Regions from separate parts of the Homo sapiens genome. Here region 2 is linked to region 1. The links are chromatin loops, found by intact Hi-C in ENCODE. Cell type or tissue: K562. All regions are shown on one strand. Links, peaks and the distances in the headings refer to the core of each region. The heading gives the core; the rest is flanking DNA.

The links. A loop is a pair of places that touch in the nucleus more often than their neighbours do. Peaks named below come from ENCODE experiments on the same cell type or tissue, not always from the same donor. Only the 100,000 strongest peaks of a DNase experiment are listed, where the experiment ranks them.
Region 2: a loop joins it to region 1, with 4 times the contacts of the local background. A loop is called at or near these places in 4 of 110 quality-filtered maps.

The regions. Positions count from the first base shown.
Region 1 is chr4:169,481,533-169,493,103 of GRCh38, reverse strand. All of the region lies in intron 23 of NEK1 (NIMA related kinase 1), which reads left to right. Among named protein-coding and RNA genes, the nearest start is that of NEK1, 130 kb to the left of the region's middle. In K562, for the core only: a CTCF peak has its summit at 6,768; no DNase peak of the experiment used is centred there.
Region 2 is chr4:169,364,577-169,376,147 of GRCh38, reverse strand. No RefSeq gene overlaps it. Among named protein-coding and RNA genes, the nearest start is that of SH3RF1, 99 kb to the right of the region's middle. RefSeq lists a silencer at 5,690-5,916. In K562, for the core only: a CTCF peak has its summit at 6,289; no DNase peak of the experiment used is centred there.

The DNA.
Region 1 (11,571 bases), core at 2,273-10,272:
CCAGTAGATGGTGCCGAAGAGTAAGATACAGCAGATTTATTTAGGCTCTGTTCACTTTCATCGAGCCACCAGAGAAGCCCAGAAAGGGCCATTGGGCCCCAACAGAAAGAACTGCTGCCATGTCCACAATCATGCACTTTGGCGAGATGAGAAGGTGAGAGATGACCCCCTTCTCCACGTTTGTTCCGAGGCATTGGCGCTGCCCCCTTCAGTGGTTAGTGCTGCACCCACATTTCCTGTTTCCCATTGGTGGCTTTGACAGGCTGCTCTGTCTCCTCCTTGAGGGGCAGTTTGTGCCAAGTGTTCAATCTGTGGGAGACCCCAAACTCCCTGAGAATCTGCTGGTGTCATGTACTTGCCAAAGTCAGAGTAGGTTGTGTAGTATGTCTGCGGGTGGTGGTGCAGTGGCTCAAGGGCAGAGGATCTACAAGCAAGGGGAGTGGCACCACAGGTACACAACTGGTATGACAACTGCCATCTCAGTTTGGATCAGAGGTGGGTGCAGCATGGCTAAGTCAGCTGCTCACCCAGTTCTCTGTTTTCAGGAAGTCCTCTAATCGCCACCGATAGTGTTGCCCTGGCTTGCAAGGGCTGAGGGGCTCCCCAGCTGTTTAGCAGCCAGTGTGTTGTCAGAGGGGTGAGGGGAGCAGAGACACACTCCCACCTACAGTTTCTGCTGGACTCTGAGTTCCTCAGCGGTCGCTATCAACCAGACTTTTGCTGCTTTCTTTCTCTCCACCCAATCTTCTTCACGTGGGTACTCCAACAGGTCCTGGCTCTGTTCCCTCTGTTTCCTTGTCAAAACTTGATGATTTACCAGTAATTTTGATCTTCCTTCTGAGGAGAACGGGCATGAGATGTCCGTAGTCACAATCTTGAAGCAGCGTCTGAATCTTATTTTTCCATCCATTCTAAATCTTTTGATTGGAGAGCTTAATTACATTGAAGATTGTTATTGATAGGTAAGCACGTACTACTGCATTTGTTATTGTTTTCTGGTTGTTTTTTGGTCCTTTGTTCCTTTCTTCTTCTCTTATTGTCTACTCTTGTGATTTTGTGCTATGTGCTAAGTTTTGATTCCTTTCTCGTTCTCATTTGTGTATCTACTGTAGTTTTTTGCTTTGTAGTTAATCATGAGGCTTACACAAAGCATCTTATAGTAATAATAGACTATTTTAAGCTGATAACAATTTAACTTTGTCACATGAAGATATTCTAGACTTTTACCCTCCTCACAATTATTTTGGCTGTCACAGTTTATACCTTTTTACATTTTGGACTTCATAACAACTTAATGCAATTACAGTTGTTTTTTACTGTTTCAACATTTAACCTTTATAATAGCAATTTGAGAGATTTACACACCATTGTTGCAGTAATGGAATATTCTGAATTTGAATATATATAAATACCTCTCTACCAGTGAGTTTTATACTTTGATATGTTCTTGTGGTAGTAGTTATTGTTCTTTTGTTTCTGGTTGAAGAACTCTTAAGCATTTCTTGTAAATCAGTTCTAGAGGTGATGAATTCCCTTAGCTTCTGTCTATCTGGGAAAGACTTTACTTCTATTTTATTTCTGAAAAACAGCTTTTCTAAGTATAGTATTGTTGGCTGGCAGGGTTTTTTTAATTAGCACCTTGAGTATATTATCCCATTCTCTCCTGACCTGCAAGATTTCTGCTGAGAAATCTGCTGATAGTCTAATGGCGAGCCCCTTGTATGTTGCTTGATGCTCTTCTCCCTCTGCTTTTAAAATTCTTTGTCTTTTACTTTTAATGTTTTAAATTATAAAGTGCCTTGGTGAGGACCTCTTTGCATTGAACCTGTTTGTTAGTTTTCAACTTCTGTAGATATGGATGACCATATCACTCCCAAGACTTGGGAAGTGTTCAGCAAGTACTTCACTTAAAAAGCCTTCTGTGCCTTTCTCCATCTCTCTTTTTTTTTTTTTTTTTTTTTTTTTTTGAGATGGAGTCTTCCTCTGTTGCTGGAGTGCAGTGACGTAATCTTGGCTCACTGCAGCCTCCACCTCCTGGGTTCAAGCGATTCTCCTGCCTCAGCCTCCCAAGTAGCTGGGACTACAGGCGCATGCCACCACACCTGGCTAATTTTTTGTATTTTTAGTAGAGACAGGGCTTCACCATGTTAGCCAGGATGGTCTTGATCTCCTGACCTCGTGATCCTCCCGCCTTGGCCTCCCAAAGTGCTGGGATTACAGGCGTGAGCCACCATGCCCGGCCTCATCTCTTCTCTTTCTAGAGCTCATACTGTGACATTTGTTCCTTTCATGGTGTTCCATAATTCCTATAGGCTTTCTTCACTTTTTCTCTATCTGGGCAACTTCAAAAGACCTATCTTCAAATTCACAGATTGTTTCCTCTGCTTGATCTAGTCTGCTGTTGAAGCTCTCAGTTTTTAACAATTTCATTCATTGAATTCTTCAGCCCCAAGATTTCTGTTTGGTTCTTTTTGTGTTATGTATATCTTTATTGAGCTTGTGATTCATATCATGGATTATTTTGCTGATTTCATTGAATTGTCTATCCTCTTGTATATCCCTGAGTTTCCGTAAGATCATTACTTTGATTTCTCTATCAGGTAATTTGTAAATTTCCATTTCTTTGGGGTCATTATCTGGAGAATTATTCCTTTGATGGTGTCATGTTTTCCTGCTTTTTCATGTTTCTTGTGTCCTTGCATTGATAACTGCACATCTAGTGGATCAGTGACCTCTTCCAAATCTATAGAGTTGCTTTTGTAGGGGATGATTTTACCTATAGATGATTGCTAGGGGGTCAGTTGAGCAGGGTGCATTGGCTCTGTGGGTGGTGGTGCAGTGGCTCAAGGGCAGAGGTTCTGCCTCTGGTTCCAGGTAGGCACGGTAGTGTAGTGTCCATGCAGCTCCTTCAGTTGTAATCAATTTGAGTAATGGCTGCAGGTACTTTAGCCATGACTGTAGGAGTGTGTGACAGCAGTGGTAGCAGCATAGGTTATTAGGATTCTCAGTGACAAGGGCTTTAGTGGGGGTCCTCCTGCTCTTGTTTATCGTACCGTGGGGAGACTTTGTTGGGGAAATCCTTCTTGTTGTCAGATTTGGCAGAGCTCACAAGCAGCCTACAGTGGTGCTAGGGTCCTGGGCCCACTGTCTTCCTGAATTACTATGATACTTGTGACTTGAGTACAAGTTCACTCTCTGAGGTATGGGTAGATGAAGCTGTTCTACAAAGGTGGGGACTGACTCTAAGGCATTCCCCAGTAGCTTGGGCCCAGGTAGCAGGGATATAGCTGTGACTCTGATCCTGAGAGTCAGGGCACAGCACTGGCATGGGTCTGGAGAAGAAGAGATGTTCTAGAGGCTTGGACCCTAGGGAGCAGGGCATAACTGCACTTCAGTTTCTGGAGCCAGTAGGGCATAGTGGCAACTTGGACACCAGGAGAGGAGGTTCCTTGTAGTGGTGACTCTGGCATGGCAGGACATAGCAATGGACCAGACTTTGTGAGGCTGGGTACAGCAGCAACAAGGGCCCATGAATGGTGGGGCACAGCTGTGACTTAGGCATTGGGGAAGGGAATAGCACAACAATGACTCCACCCTTCTGTATATGGCCATACTTAGCCTGTGCTTCACAGGGTTTCTGCCACTCCCTTGCTATTCTCTGACATTCTTAAGTCACTCTGGTCAAAATGCAGTTATCAATTCATTGTTTTTGTCCTTTTTTGTGGGGCAGAGGGTAGAGCATTAGGCATTTGTAATTTGCCATCCTGCTGATGTCACCACCCTCCTTGCCTGGCTGCCTGGCTACCTAGCTGCCTCCTTCCCTCCCTCCCTCCGCCCCTCTATAGTTAGTTTCTATTGCCTTCAACCAAAGAATCTTAACTGATTTACCACGTAAAATGCTCAGCATGGTACCTGGTGAATAGTAACACAAATAAATTCATTGGGAATTCTGTGTCTCATGATATTCCAGAGCTGTGCATAAGGAAATGTTCAGGAAACATCTGTTTATTTAATGCACACTGGTATAGTGGGAAAAAAATGAGACTGGGAATCAGAATACCTGATTTTGGTCTCAGCCTTGCCAATTAATTAGCTTGTTTGAAGATTGACTTAATGTTTGTGGCCTTTATTTCCTCGTCTAGATGAAGGGCATATTCTCTAATGTTGCTCTATCTAAATTGTATAGAAAAATAGTATCCATAATGTAAGTATTTAGATCCAGCTTAATATACAAAAAAAAATTGATTAAAGTTATTTAACTATTATTTCAATAGAAAGTCTAATATAGCATAATCTAGATGTTATATTGGGGGGTAGTGTTCATATATCTATCTTTACTCATTGACCGTTACTCAGGAGTGGTTAACATGGAATTCAGAATTGAAGCTAGCATTATTAAGCCCCCTAAAATATTAATGTAAAGTTTGGCAGTATGTATGTTGGTGCATTTTCTTCAGTAAAACCACGTATATTTCCTTGGATTCTCAAAAGTATAATATTTTCAATCTAACAAAGGATAAAAATCACTGCCCTGTAACCAAACCAGCATGGTACTGGTACAAAAATAGACACATAGAACAATGGAAGAGAATAGAGAACTCAGAAATAAACCACATACCTACACGGAACTGATCTTTGAAAAACCTGACAAAAACAAGCAATAGGGAAAGGATTTCCTATTTAATAAATGGTGCTGGGAGAACTGGCTAGTCATATGCAGAAAATTGAAACTGGATCCCCCTTCCTTAAACTTTATACAAAAGTTAACGCAAGATGGATTAAAGATGTAAATGTAAAACCCAAAACTATAGAAATCCTAGAAGAAAATCTAGGCAGTATCGTTCAGGACACAGGCACAAATAAAGATTTCATGATGAAATGCCAAAAGCAATAGCGACAAAAGCAAAAATTGGCAAATGGGATCTAATTAACTAAAGAGCTTTTGCACAGCAAAAGAAACTGTCATCAGAGTGAACAGACAACCTACAGAATGGGAGAAAATTTTTGCAATCTATCCATCTGACAAAGAGCTAATATCCAGAGTCTACAAGGAACTTAAACAAATTTACAAGAAAAAAACAAAAATGTCCATTTTTACGCATTAAAAAATGGGCAAAGGACATAAACAGACACTTCTTAAAAAGAAGACATGCATGCAGCCAACAAACATGAAAAAAAGCTCAACATCTCTGATCATTAGAGAAATGCAAATCAGAACCACAGAGAAATACCATATCACATCAGTCAGAATGGCAATTATTAAAAAATCAAGAAACAACAGATGCTGGCAAAGTTACAGAGAAAAAGGAATGCATTTACACTGTTGGTGGGAGTGTAAATTAGTTTAGCCATTTTGGAAGACAGTGTGGGGATTCCTCAAAGATCTAGAAGCAGGTACACCATTTGACCCAGCAATCCCATTACTGGGTATATACCCCAAAATATATAAATCATTCTGTTATAAAGATACATGCATGCGTATGTTCATTGCAGCACTATTCACGATAGCAAAGACATAGAATCAACCCAGATTTCCATCAGTGATAGACTGGATAAAGAAAACACGGTACATATACACCATGGAATACTATGCAGCCACAGAAAGGAACAAGAACATGTCCTTTGCAGGGACATTGATGGAGCTGGAAGCTGTTATTCTCAACAGACTAACACAGGAACAGAAAACCAAACACCTCATGGTATCACTTATAAGTGGGAGCTGAACGATGAGAATACATGAACACATTGGTGGGAACAACACACATTGGGGCTTTTGAGGGATGTGGAGGAAGGGAGAGCATCAGGAAGAATAGCTAACGGATGCTGGCCTTAATACCTGGGTGATGAGTTGATCTGTGCAGCAAACCACCATGGCACACATTTACCTATATAACAAGCCTGCACATTCTGCACATGTACCCTGGAACTTAAAAGTGAAGGAAAAAAAAATCACTGCCTTAACTATTGTGATTCTTTGGCAGTATATACCTAATTTTATAAAATTTTCTCTTTGACATATTTAATGATAAAAATTGTAGTACCAATTGGGATTTAGATATGGAGAACAATATGTGATGATGGGTCCTTTTTTTGGGAGGGCCAAGTAATATAGTGTTAGGTTTTCAGCCATCACGTATGCTATATTGTGAATGAAGTATGTAAGGAAGATCGATTCAGTTTTTTAAAAGGGTAGCAATGTTTTAAGAATTAAAATTCAGTGAAAAATAGAATTAGGGAGATTCTGTCTTGGTTAGGTTGGATAAAATATTTTGAATGTAAATTCTTGTGTATTTCTGTTTCCATCTTTGTCTTATTTTTAGACTTTCCATGCACGCCTGTAAGGCTCCCCACAGGGTGTACACACTCATTGCTTCTGGCTACCTTGTTCTTATTCTTAGATATTCTTATAAAAGCATTATGGCAATACTAGTTAAGAAAATTTATTCAAATACAAATACTTTTATACTATTGGTTCTTCAAAGATAAGGTTTTGAGACATTAAATATGAATTTGATAAGATTTGGCCATGATATATCTTTAGGCTGTATAAAACTGTGTGAAATTACTCTATTCAAAATATGAAACTAAGTCATTTAATACTTTCCTAGCATACATTAAATCCTTACTAATAAGTCAGCATAAAGATGAAAATATGTTTGTTATTGATCAAGAGTAGGCAGACATCAAGAGTAGGCAGACTGGTGGTTTCATGTGTTTGTAAGCCTCGCCTCACTATTTGGTGAAATTTTGAGTTTCGTCATTTGGTGGCACTGCTGCTTAATTTTTCAGCACATGGCAAAATTGACACGTGAAGTAGAAACAGTTTTACAGCGATAATTGAAAACCTTTTGTGACAATAAAAGCAATGTTGAAAAGCCTTAAATTTATGAACCTTGTGAGAAAAATGGCTAAGAAAAAAAAAGCTTCTAAAGCATTTCTTTTAAAACTGAATTATGAAACTTTCAGGTCAATGTTTTATCTTTTTTTTTGCACATTTTTATATTTAAAACTGTGGTTAAACTTTGAAAGACTGTGCTTTGTTTGTTTTGTTTTGTTTTGAAACAGGGTCTTGCTCTGTCACTCAGGCTGGAGTGCCGTGGTGTGAACATGGCTCTCTGCAATTTCGACCTGCTGGGCTCAAGGGATCCTCCTGCCTCAGCCTGTCTATAGCTGGGACCCTTAGCACACGTCACCATACATAAGCTAATGTTCTTATTTGTTGTACAAATGGAGTCTCACTGGTCTGGTGAGACTCCATTTCTACAAGAAAAAAGAAAATTAACTGGGTCTCAAACTCCTGGGCTCAAGTGCTCCTCCTGCCTCAGCCTCCTGAGTGCTGGGATTATAGGTGTGAGCCATTGCACCCAGTGAAAAAGTATGTTTAGAATGAAATATATATTATAGATTTAGCTGGGTGATCAATTGTATAATAAAATTGGGTCATTCTTTGTTCCAAATTTTTATATTTTTCTCTTATATGAAACTTTATATTGTTTTCCTGGCTTAGTTAATTTTTGTGATATGTCATATTTGCTCAACTTTCCGTATAAAAGGCTTAGTGTAATGGTTTATCTTTCAATAATTAGAAGTACATTATCATCTTTTATCTCAAGATGTAGTTAATATTGAAAAGCTTTAAGGTTCTGATTATAAATAATACACCATGATATTTATACAGAAGGCCCAATTCAACTGTACTAATAAGTTACTTAAGTGTATGACATTAGCTTATAATGATGTTGCCACATTTCAGTAGTCATCCTGAACCACCCATAAATTTTCAGTAACTTAGTTGTCTTCTTAAGTTATTGTAAGAGTTAGTAATCTGTCTTTGTTCATTTATTTAGATTCCATGTCTGAATTTGTCTGTTTAGGTTCTTCTAATCTGTTTGGTTTAGTTGACTCAGAGGAGAGATCAGTATGCATTTGATTATAGAACATAAGCATTTACTGAAGGCTGCTGAAGATCATTATTATAAAAGTGCCAATAAATTTGTCTCTCACAATGCTCAAATTTTAATTTCTGATCATGGTTAAGATAGGAGGTTTTTGTTTTTAGTCTGCATTCTAAAGATGAGAAACTTGCATTCTGAAACTTAATACATTTCATCAGGAACTAAAACCAGACTTGTAGTGTTTAAGCCAAATAACCTTATTTAATGGAAACCAAATAAATAACAATTGCTACTATTTATTAGGTACACAGATGTGTACTTTACGTAAATTATCTCATGCAATCCCTATAGCAGAGAGGCAAAGAGTACAGCATTTCTATTTTAGAGAAAAACTGTGAGGTTCAGAGAGGATAAAAACAATGAAAAATCACAGGACTGGTGAGTGTTTTGGGATTTGAATGTACAACTGTCCTACTTTATCTGTGTTTTATGGCCTTCCCGAACAATGAATGGCTGACCATTGGCTGCTCTGCGAAGGCTGTTCTCACTGGTGCCCCTCTTGGCTTTACAGAGTTAGTTCTTTCTATATTTTTTGTTTCATTCTTCCCCAGATCGTTTAGTACTTATCTCTTTATTTTTTTCTCTGTAACATACTGATTGATTTATGTGTTCTTTTTTCTTTTCTAATTTACAGTCCCCTCAGAGAAAATATTGTGTCTAATTCATTTTGGATATCATTATCTAGAACTGTGCTTGGCCTTAATAGGTATTAATATGTATTTTAATTTATTGATAATTTTTGTCAAATATTGTGGATTTGTCTTCTCACAGAAATCGTGTCAGATTGATGTATCGAAATAGCAGGCCAAACGCGGTGGCTCACGCCTGTAATCCCAGCACTCTGGGAGGCCAAGGCAGGCAGATCACGGGGTCAGGAGTTCGAGACCAGCCTGGCCAACATGTGAAATCCCATTTCTACTAAAAATACAAAAATGTGCTGGGCATGGTGGCACATAACTGTAATCCTAGTATGTGGTAGAGAAGTGATTACTGATTTAAATAAAAATAGCAGAATGTGTTCATTCAAAGTATATTTCTTTTAAGTAATCATCTAGAGAAATAACATATTTGTTCTAAAAATACTGCTACTATTCAGAACAACTTTGGAGCTTGTTTTTATTCTCTCAGTGTATGAAACCTTATTTGAATTTATATACTATAGTAATTAAAACAAACAAAGTTTCAAAATATTTAGATATAATCTTTCAAGGTGATAATACTGTTAGGTGAGCTCTAGATATTTTTAAAAGTTATTTGTAGTAACTTTTTTTTTTTTTTTTTTTGAGACAGAGTCTCACTCTGTCGCCCAGGCTGGAGTGCAGTGGCACAGTCTCGGCTCACTGCAACCTCTGCCTCACGGGTTCAAGTGATTCTCCTGCCTCAGCCTCCCGAGTACTTGGGACTACAGGTGTACACCACCATGCCCGGCCAATTTTTTGTATTTTTAGTAGAGAGAGGGTTTCACCATGATGGCCAGACTGGTCTCAAACTCATGACCTTGTGATCCACCCGCCTTGGCCTCCCAAAGTGCTGGGATTACAGGTGTGAGCCACTGCGCCCGGCCTATTTGTAGTAACATCTTAAATATCAGTATACTTTTTCAATAATACTGAACTATGGGACTAAAGCAATGTTTCCATCCTTTTTTGAACAAAATAAATACAGGCATACTTTGTTTTATTGTGCTTCATAAATACTGCATTTTTTACAAATTGAAGGTTTGTGGCAACCCTGCATCAAGCAAGTCTATCAGTGTCATTTTCCCAACAGCTTTTGCTCATTTTGTGTCTTTGTGTCACATTTTTGTAATTCTTGCCATATTTCAAACTTTTTCATTATTGTCATTATATCTTTGATATTACTGTTGTAATTGTTCTGAGGCACCACAGACTTCACCCATATAAGATGGGAAATTTAATTGATGAATGTGTGTGTTCTAATTGCTCCACTGACTGGTAGTTCCCCTGTCTCACTCCTCAGATCTTATTCCCTAAGACAAAATAATATTGAAATTAGGCCACTTAATGACTTACAGTGGCCTCTTAAGTATTCAAGTAAAAGAGTTGCATGTCTGTCACCTGAAATCAAGATTAAGCTTGGTGATGAAGGCATATTGAAAGCTGAGATAGGCACAGAATTAAGCCTCTTGCGCCAGTTATCCAAGTTGTGAATGCAAAGGAAAAGTTCCTGAAGGAAATTAAAAGTGCTACCCCAGACCAGGTGCAGTGGCTCACGCCTGTAATCCCAGCATGTTGGGAGGCCGAGGCAGGTGGATCATGAGATCAGGAGTTTGAGACCAGCCTGGCTAACATAGTGAACCCCATCTCTACTAAAAATACAAAAAATTAGCTGAGCGTGGTGGTGTGTGCCTGTAATCCCAGCTACTCAGGAGGCTGAGGCAGGAGAATCATGTAAATCCAGGAGGGAGGCGGAGGTTTCACTGAGCCATTGCACCCCATTGCACTCCAGCCTGGGCGACAGTACAAGACTCCATCTCAGAAAAAAAAAAAGTTCTACTCCAGTGAACACACATGATAAGAAAGCGAAACAGCCAGGTGCCTGTAGTCTCAGCAACTCGGGAGACTGAGGCACGAGAATTGCTTGAGGCCAGAAGTTTGAGACTAGCATGGATGACATAGTGAGAACCTGTCTCTAAAAAAAAAAAAAGAAAGAAAGAAAGAAAGAAAAATTAGCTGGATGTGGTGGCACACACCTATAGTCCCAACCACATTGAGAAGCTAAGGCAGAATGATCATTTGAGCCTAGGATTTCAAGGTTGCAGTGAGCTATTATTGTGCCTGGATCTGCACTCCAGCCTGGGTGACAGAGCAAGACCCCATCTCTTAGAAAAAAAAGAAAGAAAGAAAGCAAAACAGCCTTCTTGCTGATATGGAGAAAGCTTTAGTGGTCTAGATAGAAGATCAAACCAGCCGCAACATTCTCTTTGGCCAAAGCCTAATCCAGAGCAAGGCCCTAACTCTCCTCAATTCCGTGAAGACTAGGAGAGATAAGGAAGCTACAGAAGAAAAATTGTTGGCTAGCAGAGATTGGTTCATAAGGTTTAAGGAAAGAAGCCACCTCCATAACATGAAAGTGCAAGGTAAAGCAGTAAGTGCTGATGGAGAAACTGCAGTACATTATCCAGGAGATATAGCTAAGATCATTGATAAAGGTGGTAATACTAAACAACAGATTTTCAGTGTAGATAAAACAGCCTTCTATTGGAAGAAGATGCCATCTAGGACTCTCATAACTAAAGAGAAGTCAATACCTGGCTTCAAAGCTAAAGAGAAGTCAATAGCTGGCTTCAAAGCTTCAAAAGACTGGCTGACTCTCTTGTTGGGAGCTAATGCAGCTGGTGACTTTAAGTTGAAGCCAGTGCTCATTTGCCATTCTGAAACTCCTAGGACCCTTAAGAATTATGCTAAATCTATTCTATTTGTGTTCTATAAATGGAACAATAAAGCCTGGATGACTGCACATCTGTTAACAGCACGGTTTGCTGTAAATATTTTAAGCCCACTGTTGAGACCTACTGGTTAGAAAAAAAAAATTATTTCCAAATATTACTACTCATTGACAAGGCACCTAGTTACCCAAGAGCTCTGATGGAGAT
Region 2 (11,571 bases), core at 1,488-9,487, 120 kb after region 1:
TCCAGAGGGGCAGGGCACAGCCCTGACCTGACACCAGGGAAGAAGGGCTACTCTAAAGGTTTGAGACCACGGTACAGGGTATGGCTGCAATTCAGAAGTCTAAACCAATAGGGCTCGTGGGCAACCTAGGTCGTTAGGGATAGGTCCTTAACGATGAGGCACCATGTAGCAGTGATCCTAAATCCTGGGATGGTGGGGCTCAGCAGTATCTCAGATACTTTGAGGCTGGGTGCAGCAGTAGCAAGTACCCTAGAATGGATGAGGACAGCTGTTGTTTAGGCCCTGGAGGGCAGGGAGCAGCACAGTGATGACTCCACTCCCCAGGGAGAGGGGTATCTTAGCAGCTCAGGATCTAGAGCCCTAGTTCCTCTCCAAGGAAGCAGGTTATTAGAGATTTTTGGCCTGTAGGACAAAGTGTCTCAACTGAGACACTGCTCTGTTTCCCTGGGAGACAGGGTACTACATCAACTCAGCCCTGGACTACACAGCTACTCAACTTGGCCAAGGCACCAATTCCCAAGGGGGTGATGTGCCATTTCAGCTTAGACCTGGGGGACATGACTGTTCTGGGTGGTCCCTACACCATTTTTCCAGGATGTAGACCTCCACCAAAGCACTGTTTCCTCAGAAAGCGGTGCACAGTTTCAGCTCAGGCCTCTAGTGGTAGGACATAGCCAGAGCTGAGAGTGGTAGATGGAACCATTCTTCCAAAGCATCATTTCCCCAAGAGAGAGTGCACAGCTTCTGCTCTGGCCTGAGGGAGTAAAGGGAGGAGGAGTAAGTGAAGCAGTTCCACTGCTGCCCAACCCCAGAGGGAAGGGGGAAACAGTTGCTCACGGCTTGTCTTAGTGCAAAGCTATTGTGGCACCTGAGTTTTGGGGTGCAGGTTTTCTCTCTGTGTTAAAGTTGACTGTAGGTTGCACACTGAGACACCCTCTAGAGCTTGGGTCAAGGAGGGTAAGGTTGGCTGTGATTCTACTCCAGGGCAGGCAGGGCACAGTCTTGGCCTGACTCCAGGGAAGAAGGGATGCTCCAAAGGTTTGAGACCTGCGCTCAAGGTATCGCCATGCAAGCCACAGGAGGTGGCGCACAGTGTGAGGACTGCAGGGGACCCCAGTGGTGAGAACAGTAGGTGTCAAAGGTGTTGATGGGGGCTTCCTTAACCTCCTTGCCATAGGGAGAAGTTCTTCCTGGTTCCCAGCTGATACCAGCTAGGGGATGGGGTGCTGGAAGCCTGCTGTTTCCTTCTGTTCTCTGTGTGGCTATCCTGAGTTTCTGTGTTCATCAGGGTTTCTGTTAAATCCTTTGATGTACTCCGTCACACTCCCTTAGTTATTTGTTAAAATGTAGTTGCTCATTCATTATTTGGGCTGTCTGTGTCAAGGAGATGAGAAAAGGGGACTTCTAGTTGGTAATATTGCTAATGTCATTATTATTTAAAAAGGTTAATTTTCTACTTTTCTCATTTTTACCTTCCTTCTGAAGTAAAATCAGAACCAAATTAATGGAGATATTTAAGTAAATAGGGATCAACAATTTAATTTTTGAAATAGAACAGGTATTAAAGGACCAATGTTGACAAATAAGGTTCATTATCAGTACTTGGATATAGGGTCCATATATAATACTCAATAAATCCCTTCTTTTAAAACTTAAATAAATGGCTTGAACCCTCATTCTAAGCACTATTGGAAACCCAGCGTGTACTTTCTGGAATTGCTAGGGGACATACCTTCTCCTGTTTACCTCTTGACTTAATTTCCTACTTGGAATTATCTTAATTTTCTCATCTCTTTCACTATGATCGCCTTCTTCCTTGTCTTTGTTATTTCTTCAATTTCTTTTTCCACCTTCCTTCTTGGTAAATATATTATTCTATTTAAAACCATTGTGGATAGTACAGATTGTTAAAGTATCAACTAAGAGAATTAACATCTTGGAGAGGGTCCACAAATAAGCTCACAAACATGTCATCCATCTCAGTACTCTCCTGCTTGACGTGAGTTAAGAACAATGGATGCTTCGATATTCACAGGTCACATCTCTAGAATGTGTAGTTCTGTAAGTCTAATTCATTTGAAGTTGGTTAGAACTATATTCTGGTTTGGAGCCACAGATACCAGATACATTTATATTAGCAAGAAAGTCCAGTGATTTACCTTAATCAGCTTTCTAAAAATTTATGAAACCCCTGGTAACTATGGAATGTATATAACTTATAATTTATAAAGCATAATAATAAACACCCATATACCAGCTTAAGAAACAAAATGTTGTCATTATCACTAAACCCTTTTTTCACTTCCCTAATCACATTCTCTACATTCTCCCCAAAGATAATCGCCCTCCTGAGTTTTATTATCCTTTGGACATGTTACTCATGTATTTATATATAAAATATATATTGTATAGTTTGCTTGTCTTTGAATGTTGTCTAAACAATGTCAATGTATTATTCTCCTATAATTTGCTTTTTAAATTTTACCATTATATTCATGATTCATTCATGTTGATGAAAGTAGTTGTAGTTTCCTTATTTTATCTGTTGAAAAGTACAGCCATGTGCCACATAAGGATGCTTCAGTCAACAATGGACCACATGCACAACAGTGTACAATGCAGCTGAAAAAAATGCCTATTGTCTAGTGATGTTGTAGCCATGATAACATTCTAGTGCAATTACTATATTTTTAAATAAATTAAATATAGCCTAAGTGTACAGTAATGTCCTAGGCCTTCCCATTCACTCACCACTCACCCAGAGCAACTTCCTGCAAGCTCCATTCATGGTAAGTGCTTTACACAGCCATACCATTTTTTATCTTTTGTATCATATTTTTACTGTACCTTTTCTGTGTTTAGATACGCAAATGCTTACCATTGTGTTACAGTTACCTACAGTATTGAGTATAGTAACATGCTATAGAGGTTTGTAGCCTAGGAGTAATGGGCTATATTCCATAACCTAGGTGTGTAGTAGGCTATACCATCTAGGTTTGTGTAAGTACACTTTATGATATGTGCACACAATGACGAAATTGTCTAACTCATTTCTCAGAACATATCCCTGTTGTTAAGCCACACATGACTGTATTCAGATACACAAATACATCACAGTTTAGTTTCCCACTATCCTATCAATGGACTTCTGGAATATTTTTCAGTTGTTGTTTTTTTCCTTTTACAAACAATGATGCTCTTTTACATGGCTGCTGATGCATACATGTGTCAAGAATTCCTCCTCCTAAGAATAGAACTATTATGTTATAAGAATGATTCAATTTTACAAAGAAATGCCAACTTGTATTTCAAAGTTATTGTCCGAATTCATGCATTTATGAGTAGTAGTATTTCCTTTTGTACCACGTATCAATCCTTATTGTCAGTCTTTTTAAATTATTGTCAGTCTCATGGGTATAAAATTATATTCCATAGTGTTTCCATTTGAATTTTCCTAATTGCTAATGAGGCTGAACATATTTTGATATTTTCACTGGCCAGTTAGGTTTTGTCTTCTGGCAAGTGTCTGTTAAAGTATCTTACTTATTTTTTTTTAATTTAGGGGCTGGGCATGGTGGCTCATGTCTGTAATTCTAGCACTTTGGGAGGCGAAGGCAGGAGGATTGCTTGAGCCCAGGAGTTCAAGACAAGCCTGGGCAACATGCTGAGACCTTGTCTCTTTCTTTTTTTTTTTTTTTTTTTTTTTGAGATGGAGTCTTCCTCTATTACCCAGTCTGGAGTGCAGTGGGGCAGTCTCGGCTCACTGCAAACTCTTCCTCCTGGGTTCAAGCGATTCTCCTGCCTCAGACACCTGAGTTGCTAGGATTACAGGTGTGCGCCACCATGCCCAGCTAATTTTTGTATTTTTAGTAGACATGGGATTTCACCATATTGGTCAGGCTGGTCTCGAACTCCTGACCTCATGATCCGCCAGCCTTATCCTCCCATAGTGTTGGGATTACAGGCATGAGCCACTGTGCCCAGCCAAGACCTTGTATCCTAAAAAAAAAACAAAGTTATTTATCTTGTTGATTTTAATGAGTAAATATTTTCAGAATATTAATCTTTGACTGCTATGTGTACTGCATATATATCCTATGAATTTTGGGGTTGATTTTTACTTTTTAAAATATAGTAATTTTATGATTTGTACTTTTGGGGCCTGGTTTGAGATGAATTTTTAGGCAGAGGTTATGAAAGTCTTCAACATTATTTTCTAAAAGATTTAATTAAAGTACTTAATTCGTATAAAATGGATTTTTGGTTATCATGTAACACTTTTTTTATATATACAAATAAAATATTCTTTCAGCAATAATTGAGTGACCATCCTTTCCCCAGTAATCTATAATGGCACCCTAAATATGTGTAAAGCATCCTTAGACTTATGGATCTGTTTTAGGGCTATGTTAGTCCATTATCTCTCTCTCTTTTTTTTTTTTTTGCAACGCATAAATGCCAAATCATCTTTTTTTTTTTTTTTTTTTTTTTTTTTTTTTTTTTGAGGAGTCTTGCTCTGTCGCCCAGGCTGGAGTGCAGTGGCGTGACCTCTGCTCATGGCAACCTCCACCTCCAGGGTTCAAATGATTCTCCTGCCTCTGCCTCCCAAGTAGCTGCGACTATAGGTTGTGTGCCACTAGACCCAGTTAATTTTTTTGTATTTTTTAGTAGAGACAGGGTTTCACCATGTTGGCCAGGCTGGTCTCAAACTCCTGATCTCAGTGATCCACTAGCCTTGGCCTCCCAAAGTGCTGGGCTTACAGGTGTGAGCCAATGTGCCCAGCCTGCCAAACCATCTTAATTGCTATAGCTTTCAAATGCATCATGAACTTGTTTCCAGTCATGGAGGAATAACATGGAACAGATTTGTCTTCTTCTTTAGTCAAGGTCTCCAAAGAAACAGAACCAGGCCGGGCATGGAGGCTCAGGCCTATAATCCCAGCACTCTGGGAGGCCAAGGCAGGTAGATCACTTGAGGTCAGGAGTTTGAGACCAGCCTGGCCAACATGGTGAAACCCCATCTCTACTCAAAATACAAAAATTAGCCAGGTGTGGTGGTGGGCACCTGTAGTCCCAACTACTCAGGAGGCTGAGGCAGGAGAATGGCTTGAACCCTGGAGGCAGAGGTTGCAGTGAGCTGAGATCACACCACTGCACTCCAGCCTGGGTAACAGAGCGAAACTCCGTCAAAAAAAAAAAAAAAGAAAGAAAGAAAAGAAACAGAACCAATAGGATCTGTATATCTATATACCTATCTTATTAATATCTATATAGGACACACACACACACACACACACACACACACATATATATATATATATATATATATATATATATATATATATATATTTTTTTTTTTTAAGACAGAGTCTCACTATGTCGTTCAGGCTGGAGTGCAGTGGTGCAGTCTCGGCTCACTGCAACGTCCACCTGCTGGGTTCAAGCGATTCTCCAGCCTCAGCCTCCCAAGTAGCTGGGATTACAGGTGCATGCCATCACACCTGGCTAATTTTTGTATTTTCAGTAGAGATGGGGTTTCACCATGTTGGCCAGGCTGGTCTCAAACCCCTGACCTCAGGTGATCCGCCTGCCTCAGCCTCCCAAAGTGCTAGCATTAAAGGCAGGAGCCACCGCGCCCGGCCCAGGACCTATATATCTATAGAGATTTATTATAAGGAATTGGCTCACACAATTATGAAGGCAGAGAAATCCAAAATCCATAATACAGGCTGGCAGGCTTAAGACTCAGGAGAGCTGGTGGTGTGATTCTAGTCTGAAGGCTGGCAACCTAGAGACCCAGGGAAGCCAATGATGCAGATAATGTCCAAAGCAGCTGGCTGGAAATTTTATCTTTTGCTCAGGGAGGCTAGTCTTTTTGTTATATTCAGGCCTTTAACTGATTGGATGAGGCCCATCCAAGTTCACTGATTTAAATGTTAATCTCCTCCAAAAACATCCTTCAGGTAGATACATATAATTAACCGTTACACCTGCCTACCTTAAACAACTAAAAAAAAAAAAGAAAAAGAAAAAGAAAAAACCCACAAAATATAGTTTTGGACACAAGGCCGCATAGAACAAGGATCTCTTAGTGAAGGGAATCAAATTAGGTGAACCTTAGCATTGCTTAGTGATATGGTTTGGATTTGTGTTCCCACCCTAATTTCATGTCAAATTGTAATCCCCAGTGTTAGAATTAAGATGGCTGGGTGGGAGGCGATTGGATCACAGAGGTGGATTTTCCCCTTTGGTGCAGTTCTCATGATAGAGTTCTCACGCCATCTGGCTATTTAAGTGTGTAACACTTCCCCCTCTCTCTCTTCCTCCCATTCCCGCCATGTAGGAGGTGCCTGCTTCTCCTTCACCGTCCGCCATGACTGAAAGTTTCCTGAGGCCTCCCCACCCATACTTCCTGTACAGCCTGTGGAACAGTGAGCCCATTAAACCTTGTTTCTTTATAAATTACCCAGTCTCGGGTATTTTGTTATAGCAGTATGCTAATGGACTAATATACTTAGTGTACTGCCTGGAAAAAAATTAAAAGGATGCACTGTAGGGAGGAGCAACTCAGACCATGCTCTTCTCACTAGGATGAGGCAGAGTTGAGAATTTGAGGACACCAAGATGACAAAATCACATAGAATAAAATAGTACGTAGGAGAAAGTACTGCAGATAAAAGAGCGAGCTGCACAGAGAGCACCTGATATCCGCAGGTTTTCCTCAACTGTTCATGTTAGTCTTGGTTAGTGTGTGTGTGTAACGAAACTATGGGGAAAGAACTACTGGAAAGGAGTGGGCAGAACTACCTCTGGAACAAAGAAAGCCAGGAAGAGTTAATGTTCCCACCAGCTAGAGTGAAAAAACCTAATAATGCACAAGGCATTGGGTAGAGCGCTCAGAAGTGTATTGCCTCAGTAGCAGTGAAAAATTCTGCCTAAAGGCTGTTTTGATCCTTCATAACAGGACCAACTTGAAAGTAAGCCTCAAAAGGATCAAAATATTTATAAACAATTTTACTACATCCCATACAAAGCTCACGGATAGTTAAGGAATACAAAAAACATTAGCAACCAACAAGGTAAACAAATTACAATGTCTAATTGAAAAGTACAAAGTATGCAAAGAAGCAGAAAAATACAAACCATAATAGGGAGAAAAATCAATCAATGGAAAATGGCTCGGAAGTGATGCAAATAATATCACTAGGAGACACAGACATTACAGCAATTATTATAAATATACTCCACAAATTCAAGGAAAGAAGATAATGTAAGTATGTTAAGAAATTTTATGGAAAATATTAAAAAGATCTTAAACTGTTAGGAATAAAAAATATAGTATCTGATATGGAAAATATAGTGGATAGAATTAGTAGAAAATCAGCTATTGCAAAAGTTCAGTGAACTTGAGGGCACAGTAGTAAAAATAATCTAAATGAAACACAGAGTTGTTTTTTTTTTCTTTTTCTTTTCTTTTTTTTGGGGAATCAGGGGACAGGGTCTCACTCTGTTACCCAGGCTGGAGTGCAGTGGCACAATCACAGCTCACTGCAGCCTCGACACACTAGACTCAAGCAATCCTCCTGCCTTAGCCTCCCAAGTAGCTGAGACTACAGGTGTGTGCCACCATGCCCAGTTAATTTTTTATTTTCTGTAAAGATAGGGTCTCACTATATTGCCGAAGCTGGTCTTGAACTCCTGGACTCAAGCGATCTTTCTGCTTTGTCCTCCTAAACTGCTGGGATTACAGGCATGAGCCACCACACCCAGCTAAAACACAGAGATTTTTTTAAAATGAGAAAAGAACAGAGCATCAGTGAGCTGTGGGACAGCTTTAGGTGGTCTAATATATGTAAGAATGTAGTTCTCAAAGAATGGGGATAAAGGTAAAGTATGTGATAATAGCTCAATAGCTCATTTCTTTTTAGCACTGAATAATATTCTGTTGTATGAATGTACCATGATTTGTTTATCCATTCACTTGCTGAAAGACCTTCTAGTTTTTTCTAAGTTTAAGCAATTATGAATAAAATTTCTACAAATGTTCATATGTAGGTTTCTGCATGAATAAAATTTCTAATGCTATTTGCTTTTGACATGTCATATGTCTTTTTGTTCCCCTATTTGTCCATTACTTCCTTCTTTTATGTTAAATAGAGATTTTCTGGTTTGTTTTTTTTTTTTTTTTTTGGGACAGTCTTGCTCTATTGCCAGGGTGGAGTGCAGTGGCACAGTCTTTGCTCACTGCAACCTCTGCCTCCCATGTTCAAGTGATTCTCCTGCCTCAACCTCCCCAGTAGCTGGGACTACAGGTGCTCACCACCACGCTCAGCTAATTTTGGTATTTTTAGAAGAGATGGGATTTCACCATGTTGGCCAGGGTGGTTTCAATCTCTTGACCTCGTGATCCACCCACCTCCCAAAGTGCTGGCATTACAGGTGTGAGCCACTGTGCCTGGCCTAAAGAGAGATTTTCTAATACACTGCTTTAATTCCCTTGTCATTTCTTTTTATTATATATTTTTGACTTATATTCCTAGTTGTAGTCCTAGGGATTGCAATTAACATTTTAATTTATAAAAATCTAGTTTGGATGAGTAGCAACATAATTGCAAAAGTATACAAAGACTGTTCCAAAATAGCTTTATTTCTCCCCCCTTCCTTTGTGTGTTATTATCATACAATTACGTATTTATATGTGGTATGCCCATCAACACATATTTAGAATTGTTATTTTATACAGTTATCATTTTAGTAAGGTAGTTATATAAAAGTTACAACCAACAAATACATTTATACTGTCTTTTATATTTACCTATGTAATTTCCTCTGGAGTGATTCTCATGCCTCAGCCACCTGAGAAGTGGGGATTACAGGCATACACCACCAAGCCTGGCTAAATTTTGTATTTTTAGTAAAGATGTGGTTTCACCATGTTGGCCAGGCTGGTCTCGAACTCCTGGTCTCAAGTCATCTGCCCACCTCGGCCTCTCAAAGTGCTGAAATTACAGGCGCGAGCCACTGCACCTGGCCTGAAGGATGGTTTTGCCAGATACAGAATTCTTGGTTAGCAGTATTTTTCTTTCAGTATTTTAATGTCATACCACTGCATTCTGGCCTCCATAATTTCTTTTGTAAGAATCAACTGTTAATCTTATTGAGATTATTTATATGTGATGAATCACTTCTCCCCTGCTGCTTTAAAGATTATTTCTTTGTCTTTAGTTCTCAAAAATTTACTTACGATGTGTGTCAGTGTGGACTGACTTGATTTTATCCTACTTGGAGTTCATTAGGATTCTTGGATGGATAGATTAATAATTTTCATCAAATGAGAAGTTTTTGGCCATTATGTTTTTAAAACTCTTTTGCCTCCTTTTCTTTCTCTTTTCCTTCTGAGACTCTTGTTATGTGTATGTTGTCCCATGGGTCTCTGAGGCTCTGTTCACTTTTTCCTTCATTTTTTTTTCAGTTAAAAATACTGAATAAACAATTTACCAATTTCCAAATGTTCTATTTCTTTATTCTTCCTGCTCAAATCTGGTGAGACTCTCTAGTGAGTTTATCATTTTAGTTATTTTACTTTTCAATGGAAGAGTTTCTATTTAGTTCTTTTTAAAATAATTTCTATCAGTTTATTTACAGTCTCTATTTAAATAACCAGAATTTTCCTATTTTCCTTTAGCTTTTTACACATGGCTGCCTTCAGTTCACTGATATAAAGTCTTTGTCTAGTAAGTCCAATGTCTTGGCTTCCTTGGGTTTTCATTGGTTGATTTCTTTTTTCCCATCATAGGGACCATACTTTCTTTTTTTGTTGTCTCATAATTTTTTGTCAAAAACAGGACATTTAAAATAATATAATGTGGTATCTCTGGAACTCAGATTCTTCTCTCTCCCCGTGGTTTGGTGTTGTTGCTGTTTGTTCAGTGACTTTTCTGAACTAACTCTGTAAAGGGTATATTCATTTTCATGTATGGCCACTGGTTTTTTTGCATGGTTAGCCTAGTGGTCAGCTAATAACGAACAGATTTTCTTAAACACCTAGAGCTAATCAGTCTCCCAGTCTTTGCCTAGGGCTCTAGATGCATATTGGGGTATGACTTCACCACTCAGCCAGGCAGTGGACAACCCTGCCGTCACCTTTATTTCCTACTTGACAGACCCTCAAGGTCACTGAAAGATAAGAGGTTAGGATCTTCTTTAATCTCTGCAGAACATGTTAAAGAAGAGGACACACTTACCAACTACTTTTATGAGAACAGTAGTACCCTGATACCAAAAAAAAAAGAAAAAAAAATTAAAAAGAAAGAAAACTGGCCAGGCACAGTGGCTCACGCCTGTAATCCCAGCACTTTGGGAGGTCGAGGCAGATGGATCACAAGGTCAGGAGTTCAAGACCAGCCTGGCCAATATGGTGAAACCCCACCTCTGCTAAAAATACAAAAATTAGCTTAGTGTGGTGGCACACGCCTGTAGTCTTAGCTACTTGGAAGACTGAGGCAGGAGAGTCACTTGAACCCGTGAGGCAGAGATTGCAGTGAGCCAAGATTATACCACTGCACTCCAGCCTGGGAGACAGAGCAAGACTCCGTCTAAAAAAAAGAACAAGAGAAAACTACAGACATCATTGCAATAATTTTTAACCATATTTTAGCAAATCAAATCCAGCCATATATAAAAAGAATAATAAACCATCTTGGTAGAAAACAACAAGAAAGTCATATTATATTTTAATAGATTCAGGGCCAAGAGCTAATAAATACCGGCAGCCTCTGGAAGCTGGAAAAGGAAACAAATGGCCTCTAGAGCCTCCAGAAGAAACACAGACCTATTGGTGATTTTGGACTTTTGACCTACATAACTGTGAAATGATAAATGAGTGTTGTTTTAAGCCACTAATTTTCTGGTTATTTTGTTACATAGCAGTTAAAAAGATGAGTATAGATTTTGGTACCTGGAATTACGTGCTGACACAACAAATGTCTAAAAATGTGGAATTGGTTTTGAAATCAGACAGTGGGTGGAGGCTGTAAAAATTCTGAGGAGCATGGTAGTAAAAGCCTAGACTGCCTTGAATAGAAGAAGACTGTTAATAGAAATATTCATGTTAAAAATATTGCTGTTGGGAACTCAGAACAATATGAGGAAGATTATAGAGAAATCCTAAACTGCCTTAGAGAAAGCCTCCATCATCATGAGCAAACTATTAATAGAAATCTGGACATTAAGAATGCTTCTGGTGAGGATTTAGAAAAAAAGTGAGGAGCATATTATTGAAACAGGAGGAAGGAAGATTCTTGTTATATGTTAGCAGAATTTTTAGCAAAATTATGTCCTACAGTGATGTTGGAGTACAGAACTCATAAGTAATAAATTTAAATATTTACCTGAGGTAATTTCCAAGCCAAGCAGTGAAGGTGTTTTCTGATTTCTTCTTGCTGCTTATAGTAAAATGTGAGAGAAAAAAAACAGGATTGGAGAAGAACTTTTTTTTTTTTTTTTTTTTGTGACAGAGTCTTGCTCTGTCACCCAGGCTGGAGTGCAGTGGTGTGATCTCAGCTCACTGCA